2 separate regions of the Homo sapiens genome follow, and region 2 is linked to region 1. A link is a loop called in an ENCODE intact Hi-C map of the cell type or tissue named here. Cell type or tissue: B cell. All regions are shown on one strand. Links, peaks and the distances in the headings refer to the core of each region. The heading gives the core; the rest is flanking DNA. Region 1 has its middle 13 kb from the start of GRIP1. Region 2 overlaps GRIP1 (glutamate receptor interacting protein 1).

Evidence for each region. Hi-C counts contacts between places; a loop is a spot of excess contacts. Peaks named below come from ENCODE experiments on the same cell type or tissue, not always from the same donor. Only the 100,000 strongest peaks of a DNase experiment are listed, where the experiment ranks them.
Region 2: it touches region 1 in a loop (9-fold over the local background); 3 of 110 quality-filtered maps call a loop at or near these places.

What each region holds. Positions count from the first base shown.
Region 1 is chr12:66,684,555-66,700,366 of GRCh38, reverse strand. It overlaps a transcript of GRIP1 not described here. Among named protein-coding and RNA genes, the nearest start is that of GRIP1, 13 kb to the right of the region's middle. RefSeq lists silencers at 6,164-6,458, 11,226-11,275. In B cell, for the core only: CTCF peaks have their summits at 6,072 and 6,276 (motif pointing right); a DNase peak (open chromatin) is centred at 6,276.
Region 2 is chr12:66,540,718-66,556,529 of GRCh38, reverse strand. It overlaps GRIP1 (glutamate receptor interacting protein 1), which reads left to right. Exons shown (of 25, transcript NM_001366722.1): 3 at 14,580-14,715. Among named protein-coding and RNA genes, the nearest start is that of GRIP1, 130 kb to the left of the region's middle. In B cell, for the core only: CTCF peaks have their summits at 7,108 and 7,541; no DNase peak of the experiment used is centred there; H3K27ac peaks cover 1,061 bases.

The DNA.
Region 1 (15,812 bases), core at 3,249-11,248:
GCTCCGCAGCCCATCCCTTTCCTGCCTACCTCCCCAGCCTCATGCTTTGCCACTCCCAGGCTGAACTTTTAGTAAAACCCCAGAAATGTCAAAGCACCTGTTGCTCCAGCATACATCACACCATGCCTCAGATCCATTCCTTCACTGATGCTTTTCCCTCTGCCTGGAACATCTTTCCCCTTTTCTCTAACTTTATTTTCCTAACGTTTGTTTATCCTTTGAGACTCCCCCAGGAGTTCCTTCTCTGGTTTCCCCCAGCCCCCACCACAATCTGGGTTGTATACTCACTTCTGCTGCTACTACAATACTCTGAATCTCTAATGATTGGGCAGAAGAAGAGAAGCTCTCCCTGCCTTGCTGCATGATGCTAGTCCCTGACTTGCCCCTCCCAGGAGGTGGACTCAGGTATCTAATGTGTTCCTTTGTGATGCTCAGTTCCTCCCTCTCTCTTCTCTTTGGGAGCTGGTACTCCTTGACTCCTTCCCGCCCTTCATTCTACAGGGCGGGCCTCATGCAGGTGGATGTGGTTGTTCAGCACTGCTAGTGACATTAGCAGCTTAAGTCCCTGTGAGTAAGGATGTGCCATTCAGCCCTTTGAACTCTCATACTAAGCCACTTTCTTCAATATCAGCTTTATTAGTAACAAAGGAGATATTTTGCTTGCCATCTGCCTGATTCCATTATATACCTCTCTGTATTAGTCTCTTCTCACACTGATAATAAAGACATTCCCAAGACTGAAAGAGGCTTAATGAACTCACAGTTCCACACAGCTGAGGAGACTTCACAATCATGGTGGAAGGCGAATGAGGAGCAAAGTCATGTCTTACATGGTGGCAGTCAAGAGCAAATGGAAGAGTAAAAGGGGAAACCCCTTATAAAACCATCAGATCTCATGAGACTTATTCACTACCATGAGAACAGTATGAGGGAAACCGCACCCATAATTCAATTATCTCCCACTAGGTCCCTCCCACAACACATGGGAATTATGGGAGCTACAATTCAAGATGAGATTCAGGTGGGGACACAGCCAAGCCATATCACTCTCTGTTGTTTCTGACCTTTGATAAGAAAGAAGAAATGTTAGTTATTGAACCACAGAAGCCCCACCAGGTACTAACTTACTGCATTTTTGCTTTTAATTATCTATATATGTCTGTCTGGGACACTAGACTTACCCTCCTTAAGAGTAAAGGCTGTTCCTTGTGTTTGTGTATCCAGTATCCAGTACTCCAAGGGAAAGATGGTGTTTAGTCATGAGTATCTGCTTGTGGGACACATGTGGTAACCTAGTGTGAAGTGGGTGTGGATGAGGGCTGGATGATGTGAGAAGAGAATAGACAGGAGATGATAGTAATGGTAGCAACAGCTGGCATTTACTGAGCCTGCTGCATGACTGAGAACTTCACTTAAGCCTCCCAACAACGCTGCAAGGGTAGAGGCTGCTGTTTTCCCCACTTATGAAAATATGAGTTTGCCCACAATCATACAGTAGGAACAGTTTTTCTTACTCCAGAAACTGTGCTTTAAAAAGTCAAAGAAAGAAATAACCAAGTTTGTTATGGTAACATTGGTAGAGGACTTGAGTGGTGCTTCCACCTACTGGGCTTCCAGAGCAGCTAGATACGATAGGTAGATTCATATTAACCTCTGGAGGGGATGGGGTGGGAGGACCACCCTAGAGCCAACAAAGGAGGTGGGGGGCCAGACTATTATTATCTTCACCGAACAAACAAGAAACAGGGAAGGAGGAAGGCAAGAAAAGAGAAAATAACTCTGCCGAGATTTCTAGCCTAGGAGACTTGCGGGTTGGTGGCCAAACTGACAAATAGGAAATAGTTGAAAAAGAGCTGTCCTGGGAAGCATTTGTGAAGTTCTGCCTTGCGTGTGTAGAATGTGGGTTCATGGTGGAACTTTCAAGTGTTTACATCCTGTGTGCAAATGAAAATAAGGCACAGGTACAGCTTTTACTCTTCAACAAATATTTTTTAAAAACACAAGGCGTCCTGATACTAAAAAGTGATGTTTCCCCATAGTTGACAGGTAAAAAACACTTTCTTTCTAAATTAAGTACAATTAATTGTGATCTTAGTTACTTTGTTCACTCCTGGTTACATTTTTGACATGTTAATTCTTTTCAGTGCATGTTCAAGTCTAGATACATATTGATTGAAGAGAAGAATTTTGAGACAAATCTCATGAACCTCCATATCTGGTGGCACAAGTCTCATTTAGCAATGTGCTCCATTCTTTTTCAAGCTCCTAATCTCTGATTGTTGTAAATATTGTAGAAAGCATATTGCTTTCTACAAATATAGGATCACAAATACTGTAACCGTAATTCTTTTCTGTATTTAATACTGCATACTGAAGATTTTTTCTAGTTGTAGAATACAGAGAAATCTAGATATATGGTCCAGATCGATAACAAGAGGATCAATAAGCTTTTATTCTTGTTGCACTTCGCTTTGTTGAGGGGGTCTTGATTTGCATTTGCTGATTAGAGCCATTTGTCTAATATATAGACATGAGAAACATAGTTTGAATAAGGCCAGAACTTCCTACAAAGAGAGTAACCCACTAAAAATACTTTCGAATCTGTTGCTTTTCACTTCCTTACACCTTCTCTCCTGGAATTTAGTTCAGATTTGGAGCTGTCTATGGACAGAGAAAGAGGCATCAGTTTCATCCCTGTGCCTGACTCAGCTCAGTGCAGCCAGTTAGCACGCTTCTCAGCCCTTCACCACAAAACCAAAAGTATCTTAAAAAGTAGTCTCAAATGTGTGACTGCCCCAAATTGAGCCCCAAGTGAGTCTGGAGCTGAGGGCCAGGTGCATTTGTGTTGTCGGCCATTTCCCTATGGTTATCTAGCCCATTCTGCCTTCTGTTTGAAGATAACTGAAATATTATCAAAAATGGTTTGTTTAAAGGTGTAACAGCTGTGTTTCTGCAAGAAGCTCATAATAATTAAATTAATACCTGTAGTGGCTCTCTCTAAGGAAGTCTGGAAGCTTTGCACATATTAACATATTTATTCTTTCCACCTCTCTCTGATGTGAGGGAAAGGTCATTGTCATTTTTATATTTCCCTTGATGCAAAAGGAAATAAGTTACAGCAAGGATGGAGTTTGAGATAGGTCAGGAGAGAAGGAAAATTGGTCTTTTTTCCCTTTAGATTTTAGTCCTTTTGTTCATGGTTGTTAAAGTTCAAACTATTCCATTCCTCTATCCATTAATACATTTGCTTGTTCCTTCATTCATTCACTACCAAATGTTTATAAAGCACCTGCTATATGTCAGGCACTGGGATCACACTTGTCTTCAGAGTAGTTTGAAACTTCACTGTTGTACAGAAGTTACTTTGTGCTTTACAGAACCCAGAACCACCTCTGGGAAGCACAGTTTATAAACCACTGAAGTAGAACATTCAGTCATTTATTCAACAAGCAACTTTTTTTGCATCTACCAAATTCTATTAGGTGCAGGCTGCCTAACATCCCTCTTGGATCACAAAATCTATAACAGTAATTCTTTTTTTTTTTTTTTTTTTTTTTTTTTTGAGACAGAGTCTTGCTCTGTCACCCAGGCTGGAGTGCAGTGGTGCGATCTCAGCTTACTGCAAGCTCTGCCTCCCGGGTTCACGCCATTCTCCTGCCTCAGCCTCCCAAGTAGCTGGGACTACAGGTGCCCGCCACCATGCCCAGCTAATTGTTTGTTTGTTTGTTTTTTGTTTTTTGTTTTTTTTAGTAGAGACGGGGTCTGTGTTGGCCAGAATGGTCTCGATCTCCTGACCTTGTGATCCGCCCGCCTCGGCCTCCCAAAGTGCTGGGATTACAGACGAGAGCCACCACGCCTGGCCTAACCATAATTCTTTTTAAAATTTCTTTTTCATGCTGAGTATGTTCCACCTTTCTCTAACTCATTCTCTTTGTAGCCTCTTTATGACTATCAGGAATAAAGAATTTGTAGAATGTCTTCTTTGTTACACTGTCCTTAATAATGTTTAGATTGGTATTTTTCTTTAGGCTAGCAACTTACTCATCAGGAATCAAATTCTTCAAATGACAAGGAGCTTGCAGAGCTAGAGTTTTCTGTAGATTGAGAGAAATGAATAGGTTGACTTGTGTTTCTGTATGTCTACTGGGTCAAAGGACCATTCTTGAGATGTGAAAGTACCCTAAAGAGTGGCACAGCTGGTAAGTGTTATGAGTTGTCCTTTAAAAAAAAAATGGGGTTTTGAGATAATAGTAATTTTGCTAATCATTAGCTTATTCCATTTTATGCCTATATTGTGATTTGATTCTCTCTTCCCCTCTTCATTTAGTTTTTCCGTTTTCTTTCAAGCTTCATTCCCATTTGCCCCATGCTACCAGTTCTTTCTTCTCCTGGAATATTTGCCTGCTCCACCATGGACAGACTCTTAGTTATCCTTCACAATCCACCTCCAGTCCCACCTCCTCTGTGAACCTTTCCTACTGCCTCATTTATCCATTCTTCTCACTAATTTGTTTTCTCCCTTTTGCATCCACACATCCTACTGATAGTATCAATAAAGCTGATATTCCACTGAATTATTGTTACTTGTTTAAAGATACCCTGCATATGTAAATGACATTGCAGAAAAGATATTCATTAAGTGATATTTTTATTCCATTCTATCACCTTCACCAATGCCCTCCCCAAGAAGCTCCTTAAAAACGAAGATTATCAACCTCAATTTTGTACCTCTAGTTCCCTCCCCAGTGCTTGAAACATTTGCTTTCAGCTAGCAACAACACTGTAGCAGTTTTGGATAAGATAACCTCCTACCTGCCTAGCAAGGGCTTTCAGATTTATGCCCATGGATCAATCCCATTAGTGGTAGACATGGACTAGGGCCAAGAGGAGGAGTGGAGCCAACCACCGACAAGTCACAGGATCTCCTCCTCTCGTGTGGCCCATAGCTCGTGCTGTGTATCCCAACCTTGGGCTAATCAGTCCACTTCTGGAACAGGTGTTCTCTGTCCAGCATACTGTGGCTGACAGGAGAGGGGAAGAATTTGCCACCTGGTCAGAATTTGTGTAAACAGATGCCATAAAAAAAAAAAAAACAGGTTAGATTGCATGCTGGGTCAGCAGTTGAGGAGTGCTTTGAGAAAAGTGTCTTCCCCCTATGAGCAAGGCTCCTCCTCACACATGGTCAGCCCCACTTCTCCACCCAGAGGAGGTAGAGCCTGTTCTAGGAACTCCTGTTGAACATCTAACACATCGTACTGCACTGGCAGCCTGATGGTCTTTATGACTTGGTTAGAGACAGATGATTTGGAAGTGGGAATAAAAAGCTTTCTTCCTTATTTTAAAAAGATTTGCCTTTGTTTTATGAAATTATAACAACAACAGTTATCAGTAAGACTTTAGTGCTTCAGAGAGATGTTGGACCTCAGATAAGACACAAAAGGAGATCTCACTTAGCCATACCCTCAGCCTGCAACTAGCTCTGCCCTTAGGCTCTGGGTATTTCCTGATCTTTGGGATGTCTACTGTGGTAATCCGGGAACTGGTTACCAGCATCTATTCCCTGGGATATGGAAGCATCTCAGGAATAGTAATGACTTATAATTTTATACTTAGAAAACCAGGATGTCAGTGTACTAGGTGACTGTGGGTTGGGGAAGAATATTAGACCTCAGAAATAATAAGTTAATATCACCAGCAATATCAATAATAGTATTACTGTTTATCACGCACTATGCTAAATACTTTACTAATAATGTAACATAATCCTCACACTAGATATTTTTATTATCTTCATTTATAGTTAAGGAAAGTGATGCTAGCAGATGATAACAACATATAATAATACGTACTGAGCATTTACTGTGAGCTGGCACTGTGCCCATCTGCCAAGATCCTATCAGAATCATGATTCAAACCCTTGTTTTTATTATTATAGGATGAAATCTCCTTGGGGAAGAGGTAAAGGATATGTGGAAACTCTCTGTTTCCACATTTTTTTGCAGCTTTTCATTAAGTCTAAAAGTAATTCAAAATAAAAAAGTTTTTTAAAAACTCAAAACTACAAAGCTCATAATGGCCACTCTCTGCTGCCTCCTCTGGATAATGGCCTCAAGTAGAAATGCTTAGCCCATGTCAGGGATGCTCACAACTCAAATCATGCTGGAAACTGTTCTGCAGGTGTGCACTCCTCAAGGACCCCTGTCTAGTATGTGGCATTCTCATCTTAGATGTGATGAATCTATGTAGTTAGTATGACACATTTTCCCCAGCAGATGGCAGTAAAATGTCTTGAGGAAGAGATGCTGTTTCTGATGCTCATAATAGTACCGTCTGGGCTGGCAGTGGCCCTGAGAGTGCTAAGAAATCTGGAGAAGAGGTAGCAGAATTGAGAAGTGTTTAGGAGGTGAAATTAGATAGCAAGTTGGTGTGGTGTTTTGTTATAAAGATGCCAAATTTGAGTGCAATCAAATCAACCACTAAATTTATCATCAGTTCAAAGGATTTACTCTTCCTGAGCATAGTCCTTCATTTTATGTATCTGTATAATTTCTATTTTTAAAATCATGGGATTCGCCTTGATACAATAGTGATCTAATGAAGAATGAGGATTAATGGAATTTTCTTGTCCATGAATAGACCCATAAAACAGGAAATTTTTTCATGAATGGGCTTTAGGGAGTCCGTGGTCCACTTGCAGTTGTCATGTGAGCATATAAATTTGTGTACATTTTACCGGGGAGAGCTCCAGTAAAATCATATTCTCAGATGGGCCCAGAATGTGTTTAAAAAAATTCTGTCTGAGAGCATATCACCCCGGAAGGCCTAAAATAGATTCAAGGGAGAAGGACAGCAAACTCAGGTGCCTACAAGGGCCAGGCAGATAACAGTGAATGAAGGAACCCTAGTGGGGACTGGGGTGACCTGGAGAATGTATGCCCCAAATATCCAAAGAGGCCACCATTGTCCAGCCCCAACTGAGAGTTGCATGCGGGAATGCAGGCCCAATGTGAAATGAGCTCTTGATTTTTAAAGAGAATCCACAAACCCATAACTTTAAATAAACTATAGACATTTCTGAAGTGTGCAAATAATTTAAAACATTTCTAAACATAGCTCAGGCAAAACGAGCGTACTTACAGGTCACGTGTGGCCCTGGAGCTGCCAGTTTGATAACCTGAGTTTAGACATCACCCTGTCATTCATAAGCTCATGACCTGGCTCTCTTGGGACATACTATGTTAAGGAACTCTGGTACTACTAATTATTGGTTACTATTATAACAACATTCATAGTAATAATGACTAACACCCTAGCACTTTTTATGTATCAAGCACTATCCTAAACACTTTATTCATAACTCCTGTAACATTCTCAACACCCTATGAAGTTAGGTTACAGTGGTTTCCAGCATTTGTTATATGTTAGGTACTGTTCTAGGTCAGGACTCCTCAGCACAAGTCATGACTTACGAAATAATTCTGTAATAATCCTATGAGTAGCTAGAGAAACTGAGGCACAGGAATATTTAGTAACTTGTCGTAGCTCATTTCCTAGATTCAAACCCAGGCAGTCTGGTCCCAGAGCCCACACTCTTATCACTGTGCTGTCCTGACTGCCTCTGGGATACTCTGGGTACTGGTTGTTTTTCAAAGAACTCTCAGCTGTGGTGCTCAGTGGTCCTAGACAAATCCCCTCCTCTCTGCCATGACAATGTGGCACTTCTGACCAAATGCAGTCAGCCCCAGGTCTTCTGTAAAATCCATCTCATCATCTCATTTTCATGTATCACCAGACATACTTTATTCAATCTTTGTTTTTTTTTAAATCTCCTCCAAAATGAACAGATCATAAATCCTTTGCTAGATGAAATTTCCAAATAATGGTGATAGATGGCCTTGTCTTTTGTCTCCTGACTAGTTTGGCCCTGCCTGTCATCACAGCAATCAAAGAGTTGTAAGATGCCATGTAGACGCAGTGCCAAAAAAGGAAGGGACAGCTTAATTCTCCACTCAAATTTCTGTTTCATTTGAACTTCCTCATATGAGTGAAACTTCCTACAGGGTTACACAATTGGAACTCCTGAAATAAGTGAGAAATTACAGTTGTAATTTTAGAGAATTGACTTTAATCTGCAGCTGCAACCTAGAATCTGTATCTGAGGAATGAGAATTGAGATTATGACATGGGAGCATGCAGTGATTTGCAGAATGCACTTGTTTCCAGTTCTGTCTATTGGTGCCAATGCTGAAATCCAAACCCTGCTGAGAGATTGATAATGGAAAACTGAAGGTGGGAGGAAAAAAGCAGGGTATAAATCTACTCCAAAGCTGTCAAATGCAGTGAATTATATCAAATGGTTCTCTAATTTTCTACTTGGAAGATACCTTTTATTTTTTAAAAAAAGATAAATTTGGCTGTTACTTTACAGCTTTGCACTTCCATCAGCTCACCAGTTTTATGATGCTTCCTGTGAGCAGTGGGTCTTAGCGGTTGGTGCATTTCCATTAGCATGCTTCTGCAAAATAGTTCATCCTTCTGTGAGTCCCTTTTGATCAATTAAGCGCCTGCATTTCCCTACGCAAACAAGTTAAGAGAGAGAATCTATGGAAGGACTCTCTTCCTAGGGACTAATTTTAATGTCATTTCTAAAAATAAAGTATTAGATATAAAGGCAAAAGAAAGGTAGCTTTAGAATAAAAGATGCTTGTAAAGAGGACACTTTCATTCACCACTGGGACTTAGAACCAAACTTTCGGAAGAATGAGTGGACAAGGGCATGGTGGGAGCATTGTCGAATTCCAGGCTTGATAACGTAGGCAACCATTAAGAACCATTCAGAGATCTATATAACAAGAAAGGTAAAAGTTGATGGATCTAACTTTGGAAAAGTATATGTATTTTTTAATTCCTTGTAAAAACTTGAAAGTAAATTCCTCCCTGTTGTATTTTTAATGAAATATTTAGACTTTTCCCTTTGCTTTATGGAAGAAACCTCTAGTGTATTCATTTGATAGTTTTTCTTATTCAGCCTAAGCACAAATCACAGCACTTGAACAAACCCAATGTTTCTAATAGTTTGTGCTTTTGCCTTCCACCAGGACCACAGATACAAATGACTGAAGGCACATTCCTTAAAGAAAAACCTTGACTATGAGAAGTGACAAATAAGGTTTGGTTTAGAAGTCATTGAATTTAGTAGTGGTTGCACTGGAGTTGAGTGGTGGAGGTTAGTTCTGAAGTTAAAGCATGAAACAAAAATCTCATAAAATGAAAATTACCCTTGACTAATTCTTGTATTTCTTGGGTTGAGCAAATAGCATAGCTGGCTAGCATGGAGAAAAGGGAACCTATTTACACTGTTGTTGGAAATGTAAATTAGTGCAACCATTATGGAAAACAGTATGGAGGTTTTTTTGTTTTGTTGTTTTGTTTTTGACACTGGGTCTTGCTCTATTGCCCAGGCTGGACTGCAGTGGCAGGATCATAGCTCACTGCAGCTTCAAACTCCTGAGCTCAAGCAATCCTCCTGCCTTAGCCTCCCGGATACCTGGGACTACAGGCACACACCACAATGCCTGGTTAATTTTTCTAAGCAACATAGCGAGAACTTGTCTCTAATAAAAATTAAAAAAAATTTTTTGAAAAAATTTTTTTTTAATTTTTATTAGAGACAAGGTCTCGCTATGTTGCTTAGGCTGGTCATAAACTCCTGAGCTCAGCTGGTTCTCCTGACTTGACGTCCCAGATTCTTGGGGTTATAGACATGAGCCATCGTGCTTGGTCTAAAAAATTAAAAATAGTACTAAACAATCCAGTAATCCCACTTGCGGGTATATATCCAAAAGAAATGAAATCGGCATCTTGAAAAGACACCTGTACCCTCCGTGTTAATTGCACAGTAGCCAATATGTGGAAACAACCTAAGTGTCCATCAAGAAATGAGTAAATAAAGAAAATATGGTGTATGTGGTGTGTGTGTGTGTGTGTGTGTGTGTAATATTATTGAGCAATGAAAAGAAGGAAATCCTGCCATTTACTACAATATAGATGAGCCTGGAGGATATTATGTTAAGTGAAATAAGCCAGACACAGAAAGACCAATATTATATGATCTCACTTATATGTGGAATCTAAAAAAGTCAAATTTGGCTGGATGTGGTGGTTCACGCCTGTAATCCTAGCACTTCAGGAGACCAAGGCAGGAGGATTGCTTGAGCCCAGGAGTTCAAGACCAGCCTGGGCAATGTAGGGACAGCCCTTCTCTACAGAAAATAGAAGAAATTAGCCATGTGTGATGGCATTTGCCTGTGGTCCCAGCTACTCAGGAGGCTGAGGCAGGAGAATTGTCTGAGCCCTGGAGGCTGAAGCTACAGCAAGCCATGATCACATCCCTGCACTCTAGCCTGGGCAAGAAAGCGAGGCCCTGTCTCAAAAATAAATAAATAAATAAATAAAAATAAATAATTTTAAAATTACAATACATTAAAATGTCCAATTCATAAAAGAGTAAAATGGTGGCTGCCAGAGGTCTGGGAGTGGGGGAAATGGGGAGATGTTGATCAAAGGGTACGAACTTTCAATTACAAAAAGAATAAGTTCTGGAGATCTAATGTACAGCATGGTGACTATAGTTAATAATACTGTATTGTTTACTTGAAATTTGGTAAGAGAGTAGATCTTAAGTACCCTCATGACCCCCGTCACACCCACATCAATGCTGAGTGGTGATGAATATGTTAATTGATTGTGGTCATTTAACAGTGTATATATATATTAAATCATCATGTTGTATACCTTGAATATATACAATTTTTATTTTATGCCAAATACACCTCAGTAAAGCTAGGTAAAAATGTTTCTCCTGCATATGCCTTTTGAAATGTATATATAGACTTAAGCCATGGCTAGCACACAGAGAAGTAAGTGAGTGCTAGCCATGTTGATGATGATCATGATGACAATGACAATGATTGACTTGATTGGTTCCCAGAATTCTGACCAGAACCCAGGTTCCCCTGACCTTCCGCCTGCTTTTCCTGGACTTCGGCTCCCCCTTGGCTTTCCCATGTGCCCCTCGTTTCTTGACAACTCGGCCTCTGTTACTGTCACCAGATACTGTGCTAAATTTTTGGATTACTGTCAACACAAGCTTTGTTATACTCATCTAAGAACTTAGAGGGATCCCATGATCCTTCCTGTCTTTTGATGGGAAACTGGACCGAGGTTGTCTTCAAGTATCTGGCCTCAATTTGGTCGTCTGGTCAGTTCCCAGCCAGCCTGCCTGAGCCCTGCACTCCCATTTCTGATCCTTTGCTGCCCTCTAGTAGCTGCTTGCCTGACTGTGCAGCTGTGCAGACCTGAAAGGGAAGGTGTACTTGCTAGACTGCAGGGGGCTTGTGCACCTGGATGTTAAGAAGGTGCCTGATGAGAGGAAGAGACCCAGTGAAGAATGTCCTTCAACCCTGACTTCTTTTATCTTTTCCATGGTTTTTCACGGCGCCCATTTTTATAGAGCCCTTTTCCCCTTTAGACATTATTAGAGGGTTGTTTCCTCCTTTGAAGGAAAATAAAATGCCTTTCCTTTTTTTTTTTTTTCAGAGTCAGTGATTGGTGATTGAAAGTGTTTGCAAAACATCCCCAAGGAGCACTTTAATGTCATTTTTATGGAAATAAAGTGGAAAATAATAGGCACTGTTTTTTTAAGTGAAAGAAAAGGACCCTTCTGGGTTTTGGTAATGAACTTAGGAAGACAAGATATTATGAGCAGAAACCTTTGAGATTTGGTAAAATGTGAATTTCCTAAGAGAGAAGCACAAGAGTGAGACCTTTTTCTTTGTTGTTTTCTGAGTCTATGCTTCTTATATAACTATATTACAAATGGAATGGACTCTGGAGCCTCCTAATTTTTCAGTGTACACACAAATACACATATATTTGAATATTATTTTCATAGCCAGTCGTACTCTTTGTAAAGCACTTGAAAATTGACAAAGTGCTTTCTTATTTATTATCTAATTTGATCATCACAGCAGCCCAGTGAAATTGGTAAATTCAGTACTGTAACAGAATGGTAGAACTGTAAGGAATTTTAGAGACACAACTGCCTTATTTTGCAGATCAAGAATCTAAAGCTTAAAAAAGAGTATTAGACAAGACTCTTTGATCCCAAGTGACAGAAATCCAACTCCAACTAAATTAGCAAAATGGAGACCATACTGACCGAAGTAACTAAGTCCGGTGTATTAGGGATTTAGAAATGGATGAATCCGGATGTTCCAATGGCATCTCCAGGAATATGTCACTCTCCATCCCTCGACTCTATTTTCCTCTGTCTTGGTATGATTCAAAGTCAGCTTTTCCCATGTGGTGATAAGATAGCAACTCCAAGTACATAGCCTGCCATTCCCAGTGGAATGCAGACTATCTTCTTTGCAGCAGTTCTAACAAAAGTTCTGGGATTACATCTCATTAGCATGGCTTGTGTGACTGCCTATTTCTGGACCAGTCCCCGTGACTAAGGGATTGTATGTTCCACTTAGTCAGCCTTGATACCCATACCTGGAGGGGTAGACGTAGGGGAGTGCCAGCTCCATGCACACCACATGGACCGAGAGTGGGTCCGCAAGAGAAAATTAAGGTGTTATTCCCTGAAGAGGAAGGAGCCCTTGATGCTGTTTAAGCATGAGCAATTCATGTGGATTAACTGACCTTTGGTATAAATGGGTTCTGTAGCTTTTAAGTTAAAATTTAGAACTACATGTTTAGTATTGTGAGTTAGAACTTTCCCTGTGAATATACTTTTCCAGCAAAGGAATTGTATTTTTTTTTTCACCTTTTTACATCCAGGGCCCATCATGGTGGCTGGCATAGGGGGTGTGCTCAGTCACTTTTACCCAAGATGAAACAGCCAATATGTAACTACATTAGAATTTTAACCTGAGGCTTCTGACTCCTTAGACATCTTTCAACTCTACCATCCTATTGCCCATGTTTAATTTTCCTTTTCCTTACTTTCCACCATTATTACAGTTAGTGATATTTGATTAAAATATTCTAGGTGTTAGTATTTGTCACCTAATTGCATGTGTTTTGGTGACTCATAGTACACATTGCTTGAAGGGGTGACAGAGTATTTCCACTTCATTGTATCAGAAAAGATAATTATGTTAATATATACTCGATAGGATACCTTAAAATATTGTCAGTACAGTTTTATTTGAAGGAGTAACGTGTCTTAGAATTGAGGAGGCTTTATTGTAGTGGTTTTTGTTTTTGTTTTTGTCTGTTTGTTTTGTTTTGTTTTGTTGAGATAGGGTCTTGCTGTCTCACCCAGGCTGGAGTGCAGTGGCACAATCATGGTTCACTACAGCTCAACCTCCTGGGCTCAAGCAATCCTCCCACCTCTGCCTCCTGAGTAGCTGGGACCACAGGTGTGTGCCATCACATGAGCCTGCTGAGTTTTAAAATATTTTGGTAGAGACAAGGTCTCACTATATTGCCCATGTTGGTTTCAAACTCCTGGGCTCAAGTGATCCTCCTGCCTCAGCCTCCCAAAGTGCTGAGATTACAGGTGTGAGCCACTGGCCTGGCTTTGTAGTTTGTTTTTAATATATGCATTCTTAATATGGAAAACTTAACTCCTTCCTATGCCACAAAAAGAAAGTCATCAAAATAGCAGCTGGAACAGCAAGAAGGTCTTGTAGTTAGTTTGTTTTTAATATATGCATTCTTAATATGGAAAACTTAGCTCCTTCCTATGCCACAAAAAGAAAGTCATCAAAATAGCAGCTGGAACAGCAAGCAGGTTAGTTTGGAGGTTGTTGTAGTACAAAGCCCTATTGAAGATGGAATTACAGAGTTTTTAGCAATGTATTACTAGAGCTTCCAAAAACAGACGCATGAATTACTTTAGAGATACATTATGTCCTTGACAGGCTATAATTATGCATGTTAGACCAGAATCTACTATCAGGATGAATGTGTATTTGGTATTTCCTTCATACACAGACCAAGACAAATTTTTAATTTTAGCATCTTTACTTTGCCTTTTTCTTTGTTGCTCTTGCTGCCTCTGACTTCAGTGAACAACTAGCTGGGCTGTATGTTTCTTCATATTTGGTGAACAACAGGGTCCTTATGATCTTGTCAGAAGCACCAGGAATGAATCTGAGGTGTGCTCTGGAAAGGTGGGCACAAAACACATGCCTTTTCCTTTTTCTCCTCTGCAAACAGTTAACATTCAAGAATCATGTTATTTGGAAGAATTTTCTCTTAAAGTGGCAGAGCTATTGTTGTTTTTTTAAAGTAATTTATGAGCGTCCTCTTTTCCATAAGAGTTTTACAAACAGTATTGCATATAAAAGAAATCCACTAGAAGGGAAATCCTTTCACATTTATTTATTCGACAAAAGTTTATTGAACATTGGCGCTATGTGCTAGGTACTGTTCTAAACAATGAACAAAATAGACCAAAAAATCCTGCCCTCAGTTTTAAAAAAAGCCATGGGCAGGGAGCAGCAGACAATAAACAGAAAAATAATCCAAATAGGTAGCGTGTTAGATGGTGATTAGTGACATAGGAATAAAATAAAACAAGAAAGGGTGATAAGCTGGGTATGGAGGGAGTACTGTCAATAAACTACTTCATCCAACCTGTTTTAGAAATCTAATTTCTTCCCTTGATCTAACCTAGCTGCTGTGCGCACATCACTGCTCCTTATGGTTGGGGTTGGATTTTTGAAGTAGCTGTGTTTCTTTCCTTCCTAGTAGCGCATAAGCCCACCACCGCTATATCCTGGGAGTGTGGAAAATGAACATTCTTTTAAGACAGCTTTAGTCTATGTATTGAAAATTAATCTTTTTAATTTGGATAAATATAGAACCTCTCCCTATTGGGTTTCCACTTTTCTTTATTATTCAAATAATGTGCTTTTATCTGCAAATTGTTGGTCAAAGTATCTGACATAACTCAGCTGTATGATATCCTAAATCCATGAGATTATTTATATTAAAGTACTTATTAATTTAGCCCTTAAAAAAAAAGAACAAAATTTGACTAGCCCTACAAAATTTGAAAAGTAATACTTCCCCCTGCCCCCAAAGAACTACTCAGACATTCATACAAATAAAAGCAAGTGTTGGTCAATGATTCTGGGATGAGTTAGGAGGAAGAACCCATGTGTGGGGCCCAGAACCTCAGTGCCTAGAACAAGGTAATCAGTAAAGGTCTGTAGGAGAAAACTCCTGTGCACAGTAACTGTGAAGGTCTGGACTAGGATGCTGGCAGTCAGGTGGGAGTATATTAAGAGGTATTTTAAAGGTGAGCTTAAGAAAGAGGGTGATGATGTAGTGAGCTCATGGAAGAGGAACGTGTGTCCTACTGGGAAGGAAATGGAGCTTGATACAGTTCAAATCTAGTTGGAGATGGTCATGAAGGCTGCCCACAGATGTTGGACTCAAGGATGAGAGAAGGTAGTTTTGTTTCGTTTCGTTTCGTTTTGTTCCATTTCATTTCATTTCATTTCGACAGAGTCTTGCTCTGTCATCCAGGCTAGAGTGCACTGGTGGGATCTCTGCTCACTGCAACCTCCGCCTCTTGGGTTCAAGTGATTCTCCTGCCTCAGCCTCCTGAGTAGCTGGGATTACAGGTGTGCACCACCACGCCTGGCTAATTTTTGTGTTTTTAGTAGACACAGGGTTTCACCATGTTGGCCAGACTGGTCTTGAACTCCTGACCTCAAGTGATCTGCCCACCTCGGCCTCCCAAAGTGCTGGCATTACAGGTATGAGCCACCGTCCCCCGCCAGGGGAAG
Region 2 (15,812 bases), core at 3,671-11,670, 140 kb after region 1:
CTGTGTTTTTCTTGGTGCTTCCTATTACCAGTGAATTTTGTAACTTCAGATGATTTCTTATTGCTCACTAACATCCTTTTCTTTCAGATTGAAGAATTCCCCTTAGCATTTCTTGTAGGACAGGTCTGGTGCTCATGGAATCCCTCAGCTTTTGTTTGTCTAGGAAGGTCTTTATTTCTCCTTCATGCTTAAAGCAATTTTTGCCAGATATACTATTCGAGGATAAAAGTTTTTTTTCTTTCAGTACTTTAAATATGTAATGCCACGCTCTCCTGGCCTGTAAGATTTCCATTGAAAAGTCTGCTGCTAGATTTACTGGAGCTCCATTCTATGTTATTTGTTTATTTTCTCTTGCTGCCTTTAGGATTCTTTCTTTTTCCTTTGCCTTTGAGAGTTTGATTATTAAATGTCTTGAGGCAGTCTTCTTTGGGCTCAATCTGTTTGGTGTTCTATAACCTTTTTGTACTTAAATATTGATATATTTCTCTAGGTTTGGGAAGTTCTCTGTTATTATCACTTTGAATAATATCTGTCTCTACATCCCTATCTGTCTCTACATCCTCATTAAGGTTAATAACTCTTAGGTTTGCCCTTTTGAGGCTATTTTCTGGGTCTAATAGGCATGCCTTATTCCTTTTTCATTCTTTTTTCTTTTGTCTCCTCTATTTTCAAATAGACTGTCTTCAAGTTCATTAATTCTTCCTTCTGCTTGATCACTTCTCCTATTAACAGACTGTGGTGCATTCTTTAGTACGTCAATTGCATGTTTTCAACTCCAGCATTTCTGCTCAATTCTTTTTAATTATTTGAATCTCTTTGTTAAATTTATCTGATAGGATTCTGAATTTCTTCACTGTATTATCTTAAATTTCATCAAGTTTCCTCCAGTCACCTATTTTGCATTCTCTCTCTGAAAGGTTACATAGCTCTATTTCTCTGGGTTTGGTCCCTGGTGCCTTATGTTATTCAGTTGATGAGGTCATGTTTTTAGATGGTCTTGATGTTTATTGATGTTCATCAGTGTCTGAGCATTGATGAGTTAAGTATTTATTGTAGTCGTCGCAGTCTGGGCTTGTTTGTACCCATCCTTCTTGGGAGAGCTCTGCAGGTATTTGAAGGGACGTGGGTGTTGGAATCTAATTTTTTGGTCACTGCAGCCATATCTGCATTAGGGGGCACCCCAAGCCCAGTAATGCTATGGCTCTTATAGACTCATAGAGGCATCATCTTGGTGGTTTTGGATAAGATCCAGAAAAATTATCTGGATTACTAGGTAGAGACTCTTACTGTCTTGCCATACTTTCTCCCAAACAGACAGAGTCTGTCTCTGTGCTGAGCCACCTGGAGATGGGGAAGGAGTGACACATGCACCCCTGTGGCCACTATCACTGGGACTGCACTGGGTCAGACCTGAAGCCAGCACAGCAGTGGGTCTCACCTAAGGCCTGCTGTAACCACTACTTGGCTACCACCTATGTTTTCTCAAGGCCCTAGAACTCTATAATCAGCAAGTAGCAGAACCAGCCATCCTTCAGGGTGAAGAGTTCCCTTCAGGGTAGAGAGTTCCTCTGGATCCTGGATGGGTTCAGAGATGGCATTCAGGAGCCAGGTCCTGGAGTCAGGAACCTTAGAAAGCTACCTGGTGCTCTATTCTACTGCAGCTGAACTGGTACCCAAAGCACAATAAAAAGTCCTTCCCACTCTACCTCTGCTTTCCACAGGCAGAGGAGCCTCTCCCCATGGCCACCACCTCCAGTGTGCCATGGGGAATACTGCCAAAGTACCACCGATGTTCACTTAAGGTCCATGGACTCTTCAGTCAGCTTGTAATGAATGCTTCCAGCCCCAGGATTCTCCCTTCAGGGCAGTGGGCCCCCCTCTAGCCCAAAGCAGGTCCATAAATGCCATTCATGAGCCAAGGCCTGGAATGGGAACCCCAATGGCCCACTTCGTGCTCTACTCCCCTGTGGCCAAACTGGTACCTAAGTTGCAAGACAAAGTCCCCTTCACTCTTCCTCTGTTTTTCTCAAGCAGAGTCTTTCCTCATGGCCACCACAGTTGGGAATATGCTAGGTCACACTTGAAGCCAGCATGTCTCAGATTCTCACCCAAGGCCCATGGCATGTACTACACCTGGCTACCACTGCTGACTATTCAGGGCCAAGAGCTCTTAAGTCAGAAGCTGATGAAACCTGCCAGAATTGGATTCTTCCCTTCAAGGCAGTGAGTTTTGGCCCAGGTTTTGTCTAGAAATCTTGTTCAGAAGCTACACCTCCCAACTTTGTGTGGTGCCCTCTCTGACTGTAGCTGAGTTGGTATCCAAGTTGCAAGACAAAGTCCTCTTTACTCTTCCCTCTTCTCTCCTCAAGAAGATGGAAGGGGTCACTTTTGGAACTGCAAACTGTGCTGCCTGGGCTTGGGGGAGGAGTGGTGCAAGCACTCCCTTAGCCACCCCAGCTGGTATCTTACTAGGTCACATGCCCACCAAGTCAATGGGCTCTTAGCCCAGCACAGCACTAGGACTTGCCTAGGAGTTGCAGTCCTTGTGGCTTAGACTGCCTTTCAAGTAGATTTAGGGCCCCAAACCACTTTAGTCCACTGTGGTGGGGCTTGTCGGAGCTCACATGGCAACTGCTGGGATGGAGGATTCCCTTCCAGCTAGGGCTGGTCCAAATGCTTCCTCCATGGGTGTTGGCTGACTTCTGCTTGGTATTGCTTTCCATTGTGATAGGAAAGCACCAAGTTCCAATGCAAAGTCCCAAAATCACAGCACTTTTCCTCCCCCAAGCTCATAAATTCTTCGTGCCATGAGACATGCGGGATGGGGAAGGGGTGGCATCGGCAATTCAAGACTGTTTTTCCTACTCTTGTCAGTGGCTCTTTCAGTGATATGAAGTTAAAACCAGGTACTGTGATCGCTCACCTGATTTTTGGTTCCTACGAAGGTGCTTTTCCTGTGTAGATAGTTGTTAAATTTGGTGTTCCTGCAGGGAGGATGATCAGTGGAGGCTTCTATTCAGCCATCTTGCTCTGCCTCCCAAGGTCTGTATTTTTTAATAGAATATAAATTCCTTGAGGTCAGGGACTAAGTCTACATCATTTACTGCTAGATAGCAAAGTGCCTAGAATTTAGGAAATTATCAATAGATATTCAATGGAAGATAGGGAGGGAAACAAGGGAGGGAGAGGGAAGGAGGGAGGAAATGAGGAAGAGAGGGAGGGACTAAAGCATTTCAAACTCAGAGTGAGGCTAGAAGATAGTTATACTTGGGTAAGATAGTGTTACATAAGGTGATTGAGGTACTAATAAAAAGGATGGATGGCATCAAAGAGGAAACAGTAGTGACTGCTTTATCTGCTCATTCTCTTTCTGCTTACTGCAATGGGGAACATTTCTCTGTGACAAGAAAATGGTTTCCCATGTAGAGCAGAAGAAATGAAAGGGACCAGGAGAGGGGCCAGGAGAGAATGGTACCCTCCCTGTTAGGATAGAGAAAGCCAAATACAGGGTGTGAGAGCTGTCCTTGATATAGGCAGCACAGCCTTCTCCAGTTCTGAATTCCAGTGGGTCTGAGTAGGGCTCTCATGAAGCTCTGACTCACTGCAGCAGGCCCATGGCTTCTCCATGGAAAGTCCATAGGGCTCCCCAGATGCTTTGCTTCTTGGTGATCTGCAGTGACTACACTATTAGTTTTCCATCTGTTCCTCTATTTGAAATGAATCAAGTCTCATCAAACAAGGGACAATCAAATAAATGCCCCTGATGCACAGGCATCTGTGACAAAATGAGGACTGATTTACTAGTGCCCTTGTGGCTTGGAGTCTGCTTGAGGCTAGCTTTACTTTTCTTCCCTTTTCTCAAAAGTATTTCATCTATACATTCTTTTGGTCCATTGTTTGACAATTACTGTATGATGAGTCTGAAACTTTGTAGCATTTAGTTACATGAGGCGGAAATTTCATGTACGTAAAATAGACATGAAGTTCGGCCTAATGAAAGGACCCTAATTTTCAAGTCTCAGTGTCCCTAATCTATAAAATGGTAGTATGCCCTTCTTTACAGAGTTTTTCTGAAGGCTAAGTTAGTGAATGGATGTAAGAATACTTGGAAAAGTATAAACTGCTTTAAAAGAATGGATAGTCTTTAAAAGTATCACAAATTTCTTCATTTTAATCTCTCTATTCAGTCAGGTTCCTAGCTCATGTTAGATTCGTGGGTACTTAGATATTCATGGAAGAAAAAGGCCAAGTGAGTGTAGCTCTAAGTTCTACTTTGCCCTGATTATTTAAGAAGTCTGATTTCTTGTTGAAGTTTATCCTTTCTCCATTTCCCTTTCAGGCACAATGGAACCTCAAGCCTTGTCCTCTTAGTTGTCTTTGAAGATGCAACATTTGGCCCCTTATGTTAAACACTAAGCGACCTAACTCAGCAATGACTAGCTCTCACTAGCTGTAGTGCAGCCTTACCTGATATCTTTCTCAGGATCTTCTTTCACTTCCAGAGTGTTCTTTCTTTTTATCCACCCAGCTGCTCCCATCCCTTGTTGTTCAGCTGGACTCCCAGATCAGAACATCTGATCATTCTAATCCCCGCACAGTAGTTCTGGATTTTCATATTTAAATAGTTATTCAACATAAGATACTGCCCTGCCTGGCACTGTGGCTCATGCCTGTAGTCCCAGCACTTTGGTAGGCTGAGGCAGGACCATCGCTTGAGCCCAGGAGTTCAAAACCAGCCGAAGCAACATAGTGAGACCCCATCTGTACAACAACAACAACAACAACAAAATTGTTTTAAAAAATTAGCTGGGCCTAGTGACACACACTACTCAGGGGGCTGAGGCAGGAGGATCCCTTGAGCCCAATAAGTTAAGACTGTAGTAAGCAAAAATTGCACCACTACAGTACAGTCTGGGCAATAGAGTGAGACCTTGTCTCAAAAAAAAAAAAAAAAAAAAGGATTCTAGCCAAAAGGACACCCAAAAATACATGCAAAAATAAATGATTTCCTCCCAAAAATAGCTCATTAATTTGCTAAGCAATACTTGGTATCTTCACTTCTCTATTAAGTGGAAACAACAGTAATACTGCAAGTAAATATTCTACTTTCATCTAAAGAAGAACTTAAACCTCTAAATAGCCATCTGTAGCCTATAGAGGACTTTCTCAGCAGCATACGTTGAGCTGTTATTCCCTTTCAGGCTCCCAGGCCATGCTATGGACTGACGACATTTCATTGCAATTATTAGATGTTTGTCTCTTAGACATTTAGAATGTGAATTGCAGAAAGGTAGAGGCAGTGATTATTGGTCTTCAAAATACTAGCCTCTACCACAGAGTCTGGCAATTATAAATGCTTAAAAACGTTTTTAGGACAAAACAGTCCATAAGTAGTTGTAAGAATGTAGTTAACTTATCTAAGGGAACATTGAAAATCAGAGTAATTAAATTCAAAGATAGCCATGCCAATTGCTTCAGTTTTACTTGTAAACTCCGATTTTCAATCATGTCAACAATGTGATTTTATAATAGCTTACAAGTGAAAATTACAGATGGAAAGTTTTTCCAAAGGAAAACTGCCTGAGGCTCTTGAAGCAAGTGTGATTCCGAGATATCCTGCCCAGTGCTTTCTCCTGGCCCTTATCAACTCTTACATTTAAATGTCCACCACTCAGGCCATCATGCTTAGGAAGAGAGGCGGTTTCACTGAGGTGAGCCATTTCCTGTTTCTGATATCTTGCATCATGGTTTTATTTAGACTATCAGATGATTGTGTAGGAATACGTGACTGATAGATGTGGGTGCTGTTTGCTATTCTACATCCCCCTACCCAACATACACACGAATTATAAAATGTCACTCCAGCGTAAATTGTTCTTTGATTGTCACATTGCTCAAACCTGATCTTCTAGGTCAGAGTTTCTAAAGTAGGGTATATGGATAAACCCCAGGGGGAATTCATGAATTCCCCTGAAATAATGCACACAATTTTTCTGGGACAAGCGTTCACTGCTTTCATTAAATTCTCAAAGTAGTCTGTGACTTCACCAACAGTTAAATACCACTGTTAATTCTTTTGTCTTATATTCATAACAATCAAAATATAGTAGAAAATTGGCAGTTTGCATATCTGGAAATTTCCAATATCCAAATAACAATAATAATGACAATAAGACAACAATAATACCTTGGCTAACATATATTGAACACTTACTGTGTGGGTTATTACCATAAGTTCCTTATAAGAATTGTATTACTTAATTTCACCACATTCTGTAAGTAGATACCATTATTATCCCTAAATTAGATGTGAGGAAACTAAGACCCGTGAAAACTAAATAACTTGTTAATAAGTTTGACATTGGAAAGCTTAATAGCAAATTTTGACAATTAAATAACTGATTTTGGGAGCAGTAGAAATTGGAACAATTCTCGTATTGCCATATTTTAAAAGCAGGGATTTTTTTTTAACTTAATGCTTTAGAAGGCATTTGATACCTGAATCAGTTATGCCAGAAAAACAGTCAACATCTCTGTTCAATCTATTTTTAAAAGAATCCTGACCCATATATCACATATCTTCAGGGGTCACATATTTTTGTATTTGACACTGCATATTTGTATATCCCCTTTCTTTGGAGGTGCAATAGGAAACATACAGATATTAATCCAGCCCTCCCATCACTGCATGAGATAAATCCCAATCATAATTTTGTTTCACATGAATATTTGTGCCAGGTAATATTTATGTGCTGTACATCCCTGCCACTGATCAAATTTATGTTCAGACTCCCAAGGGATGAGAAAAATTCTAGTATATCCCTCATGTCACTACACAGAGGTGGAAAATGCCCAAAAACCTTTCTCTGCTAGTCTGGGTGGCAAAAACTGAGACTGAAAATGCAGCAGTTCATCACAGAAACCCAGCTTTGATCCCCACAGCTTTGCTGAACCAGGGGATATTAGGAAGAGCTTGAAATGAGTATTGGAAAAAGCATCTGTTTATTTCCTGAGGGGAATAAACTTCCTAGTGGCACCACCAAAAGTAATATACAGATAAAACTGTAGTATGAGCAATAATATTTTTTTCAATAGTAGTACACAGATATAGCTATAGTATTCTGGTGCGTGCCCTAATTCCCCTTACTAAGGCATTGGTACAATTAATCAACCAAGTAAGCTTAGGGAAATAACTCTGTCTGCTCCTGTTCAGATTCTGCTCCTTTATCATTTTGCTTCTGCACCGTCCAGCAATAATTCTGTTTGCCACAAGCTGATGCTCACCACCCCATTATAATTCCCTGTTTTGGGACTGATGTGCTCGTTCATCCAGCAGTTACCAGGGAGGACCTGTGAATGTTCCAGGCACTATTCTAGATGCTGGAGATACAGCAGGGAAAAAACACTCTTGTTGACACCAGCATTTCAAAATTTGTGACTTACTTTACAGAGTTTTCACCAATAGTATTTCTATTTAACTGTTAATAGTATTTTTAAAAATCTCTGCAGTTAATAGTACTTCAAGAAGTAAAGAGCTTCGCCTGTTTTGCTGAATATGCCTCTAGTGGTTGCTTTGAAATTGTACTTTCTCTTTTTACGCTACAGCCATGTGGTGAAGATCTTATAGAGCATTTTGAGGTGTGATGAAAAGTATTTTAAGACCAAGTTTTTCTGTGGTATTTCAATGTTAAATTTATCTTATATGACATTATATAGTGTGCCTGCCCCACTCCAATCACCCGCAGCAACACAAACTTCCTGTTTTCTAGATTCCCTTTCTCAGTGACAGATGTCAACATCCACCAATCAAACAAGTTGGAAACCTTGGGGCCTTTTTGATCCTCACTCACTTCCATGCTTCCCACATCCTAATTGGTCTCTAACTCCGGAAAATTCCTCCTCATTAATATGTCTGGTGTCCATGTCATCCACATAGCCTCTGATGTATTTTAGTCCATCATGTGTTGCCTCTGGGTGGCATAGTCAGTACCTGTCCCTCCATATCCACCCTACCCCCATTGCATGGGTCTCTATTTAGACTCTAGTTCTCAGCCTCCTTTGAATTTATGTGTGTACATGGATGGAATAAGTTCTTGCCCTTGGGATGTGAACATAAGCAGGCCAGTAATGGCTTTCAAGAGAGCTGTCTTTCCCCTTCCACCAGCTGAATGAAAACAAGATAAAGTCCTAGGGCAGAAGTTTCTAAACTTTCTCAGTCCACAGAGCCTTTAGTGTCTCAGAATTTTTTACAGCACCTCCAGGCCAAATGAAATACCACTAGTTCAATTTACTAAGTAGTTAGGTCCAAACAACACAGTTCATATTTTATCCTAACAACTTATTAGCCATTTGAAAAAAGATATATATAAACTAAAAGAACAACACATGTTCATTTCACTCTTAAGTAACCACAAGTAGTTCCTCAATTCTAGCTGCATGTTAGAATCCACTGGAGGAACTTTTCAAATACTGATGCCTAGGCGTACTCCAGACCAATTGAATCATATACCCACTGATGGGACATTTTTTAAAAAATTAAACTCCTAATTTTGAGATAATTGTAGATTCATATGCAGTTGTAGAAAATAATATAGAAATTCCTTATATCCTTTACCTTGTTTTCCCCAATAGAAATATCTACAGAACTATATGTAATATCACAACCAGGATATTGACATGGATGGAGTCAAGATACAGAACATATCCATCACCACAAGGATCAATCCTTTACTCTTTTATACCTGCATCCACTTCCCTCCTGCCCTTACCCCTGGCAACTTCTAACCCATACTCTAGTGCTATAATTTTGTCATTTCAAGAATGTTAAATAAATGGAATCACACAATGTGAAATCTTTGGGGTTGACTTTTTGCCCTTAGCATAGTTCTCTGGTAATTGATCTGGGTCGTTACTTGTAGCACTAGTTTGACCCTTTTGATTGCTGAGAAGTATTCCGTGGTATAGACAAACCACACTTGTTTAGCCATTTACCTGTTGCAGGATATCTTGGTTGTTTCTGTTTCCTGCTATTGTGAATAAGGCTGTGATAATTATTCACTTACAGGTTTTGGTGTGAATGAAAGCATTCATTTCTCTAGGATTAATGCCCAGGAGTATAATTTCTGGCTCATAGGGTGGTTGCATATTTAGTTTTCTAATAAACTGCTAAACTGTTTTCCAGAGTAGTTGTCCTATTTTACATTCCCATCAGTAGCGTCAGAGTGATCTAATTTTCTGCATCCTCACCAGCATTTGGTGTTGTCACTAATTTTTATTTTAGCCTTTCTGATAAGTGTGTAATGATATCAATTGTAGTTTTAATTTTTAAGTAATTTGAGCCATTTCCCCAATGGAAAATGTTGAGCATTTTTTCGTGTGTACTTACCTGCCATCTGTATATCCTCTTTAATAAAATATTTCATGTCTTTTTCCCATTTTCTAATTAGATTGTTTGCTTTTTTACTGTTGAGTTTTGAAAGTTGCTTGTATATTTGAAATACTAGTCTTTTGTCTTTTGTTGGATATGTAGTTTGCAGATATTTTTTCCTGGTCTGTAGATGTTCTTTTCATCTTAAGCAGGTCTTGCAGAGAGCATTCATTTTTAATTTTGATGAAGTCCAATTTGCTGATTTTTTTTTCCTTTTATGGATCATGCTTATGTCAAGTCTAGAAACCCTTCGCTAAACCTAGATCTTAAAATTTTTATCCTGTTTTCCTACAGTTTCTAAATATTTCATACAGTTTCTATAATATTATGGTTTACATTTTTGACTGTGATTTATTTTGAGTTAAATTTTATACAAGGTGTGAAACTCTGGTCAAGTTGTGGGATTTATTTATTTATTTTGCCTGTGGATGTCAAATTGCTCCAGCATCATTTGTTGAATAGGCTACCTTTCCTCTATTGAATTGCATTTGCATCTTGTCAAAAAACAGTATGTCATATTTGTGCGAGTCTATTCCTGGGTCCTCTGTTTTGTTCCAGTGATCTATATGTCTATCCCTCCATCAATACCACAGTGGTTTTACTTATGATTTTTGATACAGGGTATCACTCTATCGCCCAGACTGGAGTGCAATGGCATGATCATAGCTTACTGCAGCCTTGACCTCCCAGGCTCAAGTGATCCTACTGCCTCAGCCTCCTGAGTAGCTGGGACTACAGGTGCACACTACCATGCCCAGCTATTTAAAAAAAAAAAAAATTATGCAGAGATGAGATCTCACTGTGTTGCTGCTCTTGAACACCTGGTCTCAAATGATTCTCCCCTCTCAGCCTCTCAAAGTGCTGGAATTATAGGCATGAGCCACTGCACCTGGCCTACCACACAGTCTTTATTACTCTTAACTATGTAAGTTTTGAAATTGAGTAGACTAAATACTCCCACTTTCTTCTTTTTAAAAATTGTTCCTTTCCCTTTCATATAAATTTTAGAATAATCTTGTCTATAGTTACAAAATATTTTGCTGGGATTTTGATAAGGTTTGCATTAAACCTATATATCAATTTGGAAAGAATTAATGTCTTTGTTATGCTGAGTCTCCCAGTCCATGCACATGTTTGTCTCTCCAATTATTTAGGCCTTCTTTAATTTCTTTCAACAGCATTTTTTAGTTTTCACAATGTAAGTACTGTATGTTTTGTTACTTGTACACCTAAGAATTTCATTTTTTGAACAATTATATATGATATTTCATTATTAATTTTAAGGTACATATGTTCATTGCTACTATATAGATATACAACTGATTAAAGAAAATCAATGCTTTTTTCTGTTGACTTATGCTATCCACTGGAATATTAGTTCTTAGATGGCAGGAATAGTATCCATTTTGTTCAGTGTTGTATCTCCAATGCCTCAAACACTGTCTGGCACATAGTAAGTGCTCAGTTCTTATTGAATGAATGAATGGGATGCCTTTTCATTTATTCTAATCTTATATCCTTCAGAAGCACTTTAAAGTTGTCTTCATATAGATGTTGCACAGTTTTGTTAAGTTTTTTCCAGGGATTTTACCTTTTGGCTATTGTAAATGGGGCCTTCTCTTCTATAATAACCTTTTACTGGCTGTTGTTTGTCTATATAAAGGATATAGTTTTCTGCATATTAATTGTATAACCATCTGTGTTTTTAAATATTCTTATTTGTTCGTAAGAACTTTTCATAATTCTCTTGTGTTTGCCAACCATCACTGTTACTTTTCTTAAAAATTTCTGGAGTTCAGTAATTAAAAAGATTGAATTACAAACACAAAGAAAAACAGCAAACAACTAAATTTCATTTCATCAGTGGGATTCTGTTCAGTTATGTTGAGTAAGTAATGGTATAGCTGTAAACCTATACCATTTATTTTCTAAGATAAATAAATATGGTGATTAAGGAAAAAGTCAAATTCAGAACCATTTCCTTCCTCACTAGTTAGACATCATCTGTTGCCTGTGCTGCTTGCTAATTGAAAGAGTGTACAGTGCTCCCTACAAGGTCCTCTTAATTGAGGGAGTGATATTTGCAATTTAAATCACAAAAGAAAGAAATCATCAGTACATATTGACTTGCCCAAGTTCCACTGTTTTACCACAGTGTTTGTTCAGTAAGCCTTGATATATAAGTGAACTCATGCAAATGAATGCATCTGTCTTCATTTCTTCTGTCTTCGTTAGATCACTATGCAAACATTAAACACCAAAAAGGGTATTAAATGATTAATTAGCCAAGTGGAGACTTCAGGTGAGCCAAAAGCAAACTCCAAAAGCAGGTTCCTTTCTCTCCTGACCACTTCTCTCCCACCCCCTACAGAAACATCCATAAAAGATTTAGTCAATTCTTCTGGGACCAGAGATACTTATTGGCAGTTACCATTCTTGCGATTCAGCAAATTTTCTTGCAAGTATGTTCTATCTTTACTCCTGAGTTTTGCCTAATTTATATTCCTTCTTTGGTCTGCTCTGCTCAGCTAACCCTGGTCGATAAGTACAGCAGATTGGCTAGAAGACAAAATTGTAAAATAGATGGTGCATTTGGAATCTCAGGCCTTCGCTCTACGTTGTTGCCTGGACCATCTTCTCTGTGGCTGCTTCCCTACAACTCATGCTGTATGGTACAGTGGTCTGTGACGTTGCCTCTTTGACTAGGCTGTGGCCCATCTTGAGGATAATGGCCTTTGCTTTTTCCATCTTTGAGTTTTATTGTCTGGCTCAGAGTAGGCATTCAATACGTGCTTGAATCAATGAATGCACAAATTACTCAATTAACTGGTGCAGGAATATTTTCTCAATTTCACATTATTAAAATTAGCTCTTAGGAAAACATTTGAAATGTTTTTAAATGATAGGGTAATTGACAAGTATCAGTTGAAAAAGTAGCCAGATCGATGAATTTATATTTTAATAATGATGAAATTAAACTAAAATAATTGAGCTTTTCTAGATTTTCAGGATTCAGCCGGAAGCCCAGGAAGCACCTGGGTTCCTTCTGGAGAAAATGACATTGTCTGCCTCCCATAAGGCTGTACCCGTGCATCCTATTTTATGCAGGAAGCATGTCCTTGAAAACTTGGAGTAGAAGGAAAATTTTTATGAATAGAAACTTACTTCTCACATGCCTGGTGTTAGTATTTTAGAGTTGCTTCTTCATGAAAATTGGATAGACCTTTAAGATAAGCACTTAAAAAAAACTATGCTTCCAACTCTACATGTAAAGTTCTATAATCAGATGTCTAAATATATAGGATACTCTGCATATTTAAAGAAGATGCAGAGAATCTTTTTGTTGGCAAAATTGTTGGGCACATTATATCTCTTTAATATGAACGGTCATCATCTATGTCATTTTGGTTACTTTAATTATTAACTTTATTTTAAAAAAATTTATACCTAGCCTTCTGCCAGCAAGGGTTTAGAGGGATTGTTTATTAAGGTGATGTCTTCAATATCAGTTGAATCTACGTATGTTTTCATGAGATTTCTGGGGTTTGCTTTGTTTTGTTTTAAGTAGCACAAGGGAAGTGCACACAGTGATAGAATTTTGTTACAGATGTTTCTGGTAAATGATGTAAAAGGTCCTGTACTTTCATGCACTTGACAAGAATTTTCATTCTTGAATTTCAATTTTTATTTGGTCTGTCATACAAAATGTAGTAGATGAAGCTGACATCATACACGCTCAGACTCCTCCTTGGCTTCTACTTTAAAAGACGATAATGACTTATGTATACAGTGTCATGAGACTGCCATGAAAAGGCAGGATTCCAGTGATGGTATGCTGGGATGTTAAAGTCACAGGAGCTGGCAAACTCAAAAGCCCTGCCTTGAAGGACATTCTCTAGGCTGCTGAGGAAATAAGTAGCCTGCCGTCCCCAGCCTTCTTCCCCCAAGTACTCTGTTCTCCTCACTAGATCAGTTGAGATACTGTTTCCTTACCTAATGTAATTTCATTTTTTCATTGGCTAGTAGGATAATGTACTAGCAGCAGCAATTTAAAAACCTTTATGATACACATTTATAAATATTTTCAACATTATAAATAACTGTAATTAGGGAAAGGGTTAAGGTGTGCAAATAATCTTTTTTTAAATTTCACTTTGAAAGAGCGAGTTTGTTTTTGCATTTTAATATGCGTCTTTGATGTTCTAGAAGTTCATTACCCCTGAAATGTGTAACTTAATTTAGGAGAAGTTGGAAAATTGGACAATTTCCCCATCCCTACCAAGAAAATATATTTGCAGATAGGGGAATAACATCACAGATAATTTTAAAACAGCATTTATCCTAATTAGCCTCTGGAAGGTAAATATTGACTCTACTCATTTTTATTTTTGAAGGGAAGGATATTCTTACAGTTTTCTTACCTTCTGCTCTGACTAAAATCAAAAGAGTTGAGTTCTATCTTGCTATATAGATATTATCCCCACAAGATCTGTGAAATTTTAAAATTTCGTAAGCAGAGAATGAAAGATTTATGTCAGTTACCTGGAAATTCTGAGGATCAATCCTGCCTTGCCATACTGTGACATATTCTGCAAGAATGACATGAATTGTTACATAAGCCATCATACTTTGTTTTTGAAAGACAAAGAAAGTAAAGTCAATAATATTTTTCTAGAACCTGTAGAAAGCACTCTTCTCCTTTCAGTTGGCTTCCTAACCTGAGACATACCATGAACTTGGAGTGTGCCACTGTGCTATATATGTTCGTATTATCATCTAAAATTCTGTTCTAATTCTGTACTTTACAATTTTTAATTGTTCCCATTGGAGTTACAAGGAGAGAAACCAGAGAATGTCACCTGAGAATGGCAGAAAATAAAGGGTGAATATTATTTGTACATAAGACAATTTGGACTATTGTCAACCTGGAGTGAATACCCCACCAGTGCCCATTTTCATAACCTCTAATAGAATATCTGCCTCAGCATTACCTGCATGCACATCTTTATGAAATATTCTTCAAATTACAATGGAAGGAGGCCATAAATATCTTTTCTCATAAAAGAAAAAGTGGAAAGAACTTCTGGGGAGGAGAAATGACATTGGTGATTCTACTCTCATTTTAATAAGGCAAATGCTTTTCTTTTAACAGAGGAATTCAAGGGCTCCACAGTCGTCGAGCTGATGAAGAAGGAAGGCACTACCCTGGGTCTGACGGTATCGGGAGGAATTGATAAGGATGGCAAGCCAAGAGTATCTAATCTGCGGCAAGGAGGAATTGCTGCTAGGTAACTGCCTCTTGGGGAAATCTACTGAAAGGAACACAGGGTGTAATTAATTCAAAAATTAAAGCTCCATCAAAAGTGGTCACTAATAAATAAATGACAGCTGCCATCTGCCAGGCAGCACAGGCCAGCAGAAGCACAGTGGGGCACGTTTCAGAAGCTGTTCCCCAGGTCTGCCCATGTGGCTGTTCTAGCCTAGGCTGCAGTCCCAGGGAGGTTCTTGTGTCATCTCAGGAGCTGCCAGGCCCTCACAAGATTTTAATTTCAAAAAGCCTATGTGAATCTTGTCTGCAAATGTGCCACTGAACAGCAGACAAGCTGCAGTGGGAAGGAGACACTCCAATCATCTAAATGTGAAACAGATGACCCATATAATGTGAATGGGGAAAAGTGCCAGAGAGGGGACATGGCTACCCTAGAAAGAATGGGAGACCTAACTCTGAGTTTTCAGTGAAAATTTTGTTTATCTCACATCCTCTCTCCTTTTCTACCTGTGAGATTTTAAAGAGTTGGTTTCCGAAAGGACAGAAGGCTTAGAGGAGGAGGTCTCACCTGTCTTTCTTTCCATGAACTGCAAATTCCACTAGTTATTGCCAAAGGCAGAATGTCCTGGATACTGGGCAGGGGTGGGCTTCCTTGAGATACATTCTAAATCTGCCTCAGAAAAAGGGGACAGAAGATCAGGTTTCATTAAAAATGAGGCCAGGCCGGGCAGTGACTCATGCCTGTAATCCCAGCACATTGGGAGGCCAAGGCAGGTGAATCACCTGAGGTCAGGAGTTCGAGACCAGCTTGACCAACATGGTGAAACCCATCTCTACTAAAAAAATTTAAAAAAAAAATTAAAAAAAAAAAGCCAGGTGTGATGGCACATGCCTGTAATCCCAGCTACTTGGGAGGCTGAGGCAGGAGAATCACTTGAATCCGCCCAGGAGGCGGAGGTTGCAGTGAACTAAGACTGTGCCATTGCACTCCAGCCTGGACAACAGCAGCGAAACTCCATCTCAAATAAATAAATAAATAAATAAGTAAAAATAAAAAATAAAAGTGAGGCCAAAGTACCTTAAATTCTGGCCACCAATATTCATATCCACATAATT